Regions from separate parts of the Homo sapiens genome. Here region 2 is linked to region 1. A link is a loop called in an ENCODE intact Hi-C map of the cell type or tissue named here. Cell type or tissue: dorsolateral prefrontal cortex. All regions are shown on one strand. Each heading gives the region's core, and the rest is flanking DNA. Links, peaks and the distances in the headings are about the cores only.

Evidence for each region. A loop is a pair of places that touch in the nucleus more often than their neighbours do. Peaks named below come from ENCODE experiments on the same cell type or tissue, not always from the same donor. Only the 100,000 strongest peaks of a DNase experiment are listed, where the experiment ranks them.
Region 2: it touches region 1 in a loop (2.2-fold over the local background); 3 of 110 quality-filtered maps call a loop at or near these places.

Annotation. Positions count from the first base shown.
Region 1 is chr5:169,070,836-169,073,749 of GRCh38, reverse strand. The region is part of intron 4 of SLIT3 (slit guidance ligand 3); the gene reads left to right. Among named protein-coding and RNA genes, the nearest start is that of SLIT3-AS1, 59 kb to the right of the region's middle. In dorsolateral prefrontal cortex, for the core only: no CTCF peak of the experiment used is centred there; no DNase peak of the experiment used is centred there.
Region 2 is chr5:169,023,501-169,026,414 of GRCh38, reverse strand. All of the region lies in intron 4 of SLIT3 (slit guidance ligand 3), which reads left to right. SLIT3-AS1 (SLIT3 antisense RNA 1) reads right to left here. Exons shown (of 5, transcript NR_109897.1): 2 at 18-104. Among named protein-coding and RNA genes, the nearest start is that of SLIT3-AS1, 12 kb to the right of the region's middle. In dorsolateral prefrontal cortex, for the core only: no CTCF peak of the experiment used is centred there; a DNase peak (open chromatin) is centred at 1,734; H3K27ac peaks cover 1,074 bases.

The sequences.
Region 1 (2,914 bases), core at 274-2,773:
ATCACATGGCAAGAGAAGAAGCAAGGTTGTGGGGAGGTGCCAGGCTCTTTTAAACCGCCAGCTCTCAGGTAAACTCAGGGCAAGAACTCACCCATTACCATGGGAATAGCACCAAGACATTCATGAGGGATCAACCTCCATGACCCAAACGCCTCCCACTAGGCCCCACCTCCAACATTGGAGATCACATTCAACATGAGATTTGGAGGGGACAAACATCCAAATCACATCACTGACATTGTCTGATTCTACTGTAGAAGACGACTTTGCCTCCCACCAAGACCCAGAGAATGGAGAATTCCCCAAATGTTGGAAGAAGGAGGTGCAGTACCAAAGATGAGAACGAATGACAGAGGAGGCTGTTGATGAGGATGAGGGCTTGTGTAAGATTGAACCTTGTGCAGCATGGTGTGATTATTGTATATCCAAGGCCCAACTGACCAACTGGACCACCAGGTGTTCATCCTGCGGGGCTAAGGATTGTCCTCTTACTCTTTTAATGTGCTAATGCCTCTGGAAGTACATGAGAATTAGGATATTAAGGTCTCTCCCCTCCCTTGTTACATGGAGAAACCAAGTAACAGGAAGGCACTGGGAAAAGAGAGGTGGCGGTGTATGAAAAGGAGCCTTCAAAGAAAAGCATCACAAGGGACCTGAAGGATCTGGCCTGAAGGATTCACGATTTGCACTCTCCCTGCGTTGTGTGAGCACTTACCAATAAATATTAAATGAATGTGCTGTAATTATTGGATGAGTCTCTGGCCACCTGAAGCTACCCACATATTTGAGGTAGGCTGGGATCTGCTGTGGAGGCTGCTGGTATTTCAGCAAGTGGCGGGCAACCTTTACAGCAACAGTTGGGTCTCCTGCAGAGTCAAATGCTGCTTTGCAAGAAGGAAGGTGTTGGAGACTGAGAGTGACTAAAGGTGGCAGGAAGAGCTCCCAGATGCTCAGACCAGGATTTGGCATAAGGCTGCCCAAAGGATTACTCTGGCCAGTGCCTCCAGCCGTGCAGAAGATCTGGTATGGCTTCTGTCTTCCGTGGCTGGGCCCCTACTGTTCTATGCTGACCCTGCCCAGCTGAAGTCTAGAAACATCCCTAACCTCCTCCATGGGTGGCTATGTCAAAATGATGATAAAATGTGTTCAGGCAGGCTAGATCCAGTACTTGCATGGTGGCTCTGTTTGATCCACCTGAGACTCTTCAGCCTTGAATAAGTCACATCTTCATTTGTACTAACCCTTCCTCACAGTCCCTTTGGAGCTGGAGAGACCTGGAATGAATAATGTGAGAGTTGCCTTTGTGCAGAGTCATCCATGCCTGAAGTCATTTGCTCCTCTCCACCCATTGGGGAAGGACTAGCAGATATTTATTTGCCTCATTTGACAGATGAGGCATCTAGGGTTCAGAAAGCTTATGTGACTTCTCTAAGGTCACAAAGTAGTACATTGAAGATAAATCTCAAGTCTCCTGTCTCCCAGTCTGATGCCAGTGCATTTTCAAGTTTTTCAAGCTTATCATTATTCTCTGCTGCTCCCTGGAACACTCTTACATGCATGGACACTACCACCATCACCACCATACCCCCATACCTCCATCACTGCAGGAAGACCCCTCTATTTGATGCAATACTTGCATGTGGGGACCATCTTCCTCTCCCCCTAACTGGTTTTGGAATCTGGATGTGGTCATTCTCATACATAAAGGATGCTTTGGCTATTTGGGGATCAAAGCTGAGCTATTGTTCTAGTTCCAACTCAAGCCAACTTACATCCAAGCAACATCAAAGGGAGCTTTTGTTACCTTCTACTGTCTCTCTGTGACGTTCCAAGAGTCTTGAACCTATCCTTTCTCCCCTTCTTCCTCTAACCAAAATGACCCAATCCCTCTGCCCTGCCCACTCATCCCACCCTCCTAACCACTCGCACAAGGAATTGATAAGGCAAGAGTGGCTATTTCCTGAACAAGAGGCCAAGCAGTCATTGTGGTAACTCAAGAACACAAGGTCTATGTGGTGGAAAGGGACCGCCAGGCAGTTTCCATTGCAACCACGACTTGGATTCTACACTTGCACACAGTAAAGATTCCATGTCAAAGGACTGCCACAAAAACTCCCCTGAAGTGGAGGCTGGCATTGCTGGGAGGAAATATGGAGCACAGCTTCATTAGAGGGGCTGAAACCAGGAAAGAAACTTCCAGAGTGAGAAAAAGCTCTCATAATACATTTTTCCACTATAGTCATTTATCGCTCTGGGTGCCCTCCACCACAGTAATCAGTGTTTTATGAACTACCTTTCCCTCAAACGCTCTTTCTCCTCTTTATTTTGCCCAAAATAAGAGTTTAATTAAACTCTAGATTTCTCCTGCTGCTACTTCTTAGAGAAATATAGTTGAAGGCACTAGGCTGTGGAGAAATGATTTTATTGGTTGCTTCTGTTTATAAAGAAGAAGAAAAACAAGCATAGTCCCTGGTTTTGTGTTCATTACATGAGCCCCATTCAGGGACTGAAGCCAACATGGCACTTTCTGGGGGATTAAGTGTAAAAAGGTGTTTTGATCGTGATAACCCCACTTATCAAAAACTAACCACAAATCACAGCCTGTAACAAGCACAGTCTCAAGACTCAGGGCATATAGCCTCTTAATTATGTTACCTGTGAAGTAAGTTCTCTTACATTTTACAGATGGGAAAACTGAGGCAGGTTTGAGTACCTGCCCAAGGTCCCACAGCTAGGAGGTGGGGAAGCCAGGATTCAAAGTCAGTATTCTGTCTCCAAGGACCAAGTAGCTAACCTCTATGGATGCTTCCTTTTAAGGTTAAAGGTTGATGACGGTTAAAGTGGCTCAGCAACATGTGATTCTAAATGTTTTTTTAAGGTTAATTTGGAAGTTAGGGCTTCAGGCTTTTGTTTT
Region 2 (2,914 bases), core at 273-2,772, 47 kb after region 1:
GACATTCCTGAACTTACAAATTGATGCTCCTCTTTCAGTCCTTGTTCTTGACCCAACTTCTTGAAAGCTTCACACCCACCACATTTGCTTGGATTGCAGTTCTCCTAGAAATGGCAAAACAACATACTTTGTCTATTTCAGGAAGCCTTCTTACAATTTCATTTTTAATATTAAAATTAGGCTGTGGCATTTCCCTTCGAACAGAAGGAAGTCACAGGTGCCCATTTCTGATGCAGTTCTCAGAATATCCTAATCTCCTCTCCTGCTGAACAGTCTCTGCCAGGGAGTCACCACACCCAGGAGCTTAAGAGTCATTTTCATAAATTCCCCATCTATGAAATTGCTGTGGACAGTTAATAAACCCAGAGTCAAAGGCTAATGGATGCCAGCAAGAGCATGGGGAGAGGAGACAGGCTGGTGATTGGGGGATTTGGGAAATTAGCCACTCACCTTTTAAGCATCCTGGGAAATCGCAGGTGGCTATAGCTATGCTAGGGCCAAGCCAGGTATAAAGGCGGAACTAGGGGAGAGTTCAGGCTGGTAGTAACAGATAATACAAAGTGCAGGCCCTGGGAGCCTTATTTATTATTTTCCATCAGCCAAGTGAAGGCAATTTTTAGATTTAGACTTTTTTTTGATGAACTATCACCATGGTGATGGAATTGGAAATTCTTTTCCTGACAACATTGCTGTTAAACCATTTGTTTAATTATTTGCATACCATGACTCTAGGAGGCCCCTAGAGCTGTATGCTTCTCTCTGTACAAAAGAGAGTTAATCTCAGGCATCTCTTAGTTTCCTTACAGCACAGAGATCCAAGTTTTCTATATGCCTCGTCTTTACCAGGTATGGATTGAGGCTCCTGGGGGTTCCACAGAATTCATCTTGCAAAAGATGTTCATGAAAGAACAAGATTGAAGAAAAGAAAGAAGAGCAAGGAATGTACCATCTGTTCTGGGAAAAATGGTTTTGAGCCTCTCTACTTCTTCTCTGGACCCAACAGATTTGGTTTCTGGCACATCACATCTACAGAATCACCTATAGGCCAGAGATGTTGGAAGGAGACTTTCAGTAAGTACCTTCTGGTACGAGCTGGGAACTCTGGAGTCTAAGTTACCTTTTCTATTATGGGGCTGGAGCCATTTCTGAATTCATCCCTTTCCTTCCTTGAATAATAGTGTCTTTAAAATTCCAGATGGATTCAAGATATATTTATGTATTTTAATCCCCTCTCTTAACTCTGCAGCTGACTCCAGAACCATATCCAGAAAGGTCTCTTCTAAACATCCCTCCCTGATTTGGGTCGTGCTTATTAGCGAAAGAGAATGAGCTTGCTTCCTGAGTCTTCCTATACTTTGCCCTGACCCACACTTCCATTCAGACCTGGTCTCTGAAAAATTACTAGCCCCAATTATAATGAACAGTTTCCCCATGAGAAGTAATTTAATTTTGCAAATTGTTGTCCAAGTCATAAGGGTTGGAGGTGTCTGGAGACTTTGGGAGCGGCAGTTGTTCTCTAATCCTGTGGCCCTGTGGGGATACTGTGTACATCAGGGTAGGAATTTCTTCAAGCTGAACCAATGTCTCCTCTTTCTGCCTTTTTCCTTATTTTGTCTCTTTCTTGCATCACTGCTATTCTTCCTTAAAGACAGGCAAGGGGTTGGTGGATTCCAGGCTGTTACCACCCCGCTTCTGGAGGATGTGGTGCGTGTGACAGCTTGGGCAAGGCACAGAGCCCAGGCTGTGTGTGTCACACTCCGTTCCCACCGACAAACACTGCTGCTCGCCTCCCTGTCCAAATCTGATACCACGTATGTTCTCCCGATCCTGTGCTGTTGCTCTGGAAACCAAGGAAGCAGCAGGATCTGGAGTAGGTTCATGGCCGAGTCAACCTTAAAAGTCTCCCAGACGTTTCAGCAACTTCCGGCAGGAAAAATGTACCTGCACCCCCTGCCCAGTGAGAAGTTTTTGACTGATAGCTCTCTCCCCCGTGGAAAAGTTTGCCTCCTGAAGTTAGAGAATGTCTGTCTTCCCACGGCTCATGTTGTGGGCAGGGTAGTATATTGGATGAAGATTCAAACTTCAGGATCTCAGGCAAATTCCAGCCCTGCTGCCTACCAGGTCATGCACATAACAAATAAATAAGAACGTCATCTTATCCCCTTCAAATGCCACTCTGCTTCCTCCCGGGGTGGACTGGCCATCTTGCAGTCTCCACATTGCTGAGTTCCGGTACTGTGTTCACGCTCAATAATCTGCTCTTGGGATTAAGTTCCTGGCTCAGAGGCTTAGCAGCTGGGTGACTGGCATGTTCTTCACCTTTCTGGTCCATCTACTGGTTATTCACCAAAAGGGAGTAATTATGCCTACCTCGAAGCTATGTTTTGAGAAAGAGAATTGCATACATGAGGTCCATAGGTCAGGACACAGCCCCAATATGACCAGCTGGCAGAATCACATTCTCCAATTGTAGCATGCGAATGTTTCCACTGGGAAGAAAAAAATTTCTTTCCCTTTTCCCAGCCTCAGTCTTTCATTCCTTTCGAAAGATGCATCTGACTTCATAATACCAGCTCACCTCTGTCTTTAGAGATAGGTAAAACAGAGTTATAAAACTCAACCCCTGACCCTGTGCCCCACTCCCACCCACACACAGCCATCCCAGCATTATTACCTTTGCTGGCACCAGACAGGTAAGCCCTTCAATATGGTGGAATGTAGGTGGGGGAGCCTAGGAGTTTAGGGCAAAGAAGATGGGTTGAAGATAACAGAAGAGTGAGAGCAGGTAGCTGTGGTGGGAAAAAAAAAAGAACAGAGGGTAGAAATACAAGAGGAATGAGGAAGAGAGCAAGCAAGGAGAATGACCCTATGAAGTCAGCAGCCTCCTAGGTCCACAGAAGTCTGGGGAGAGTTT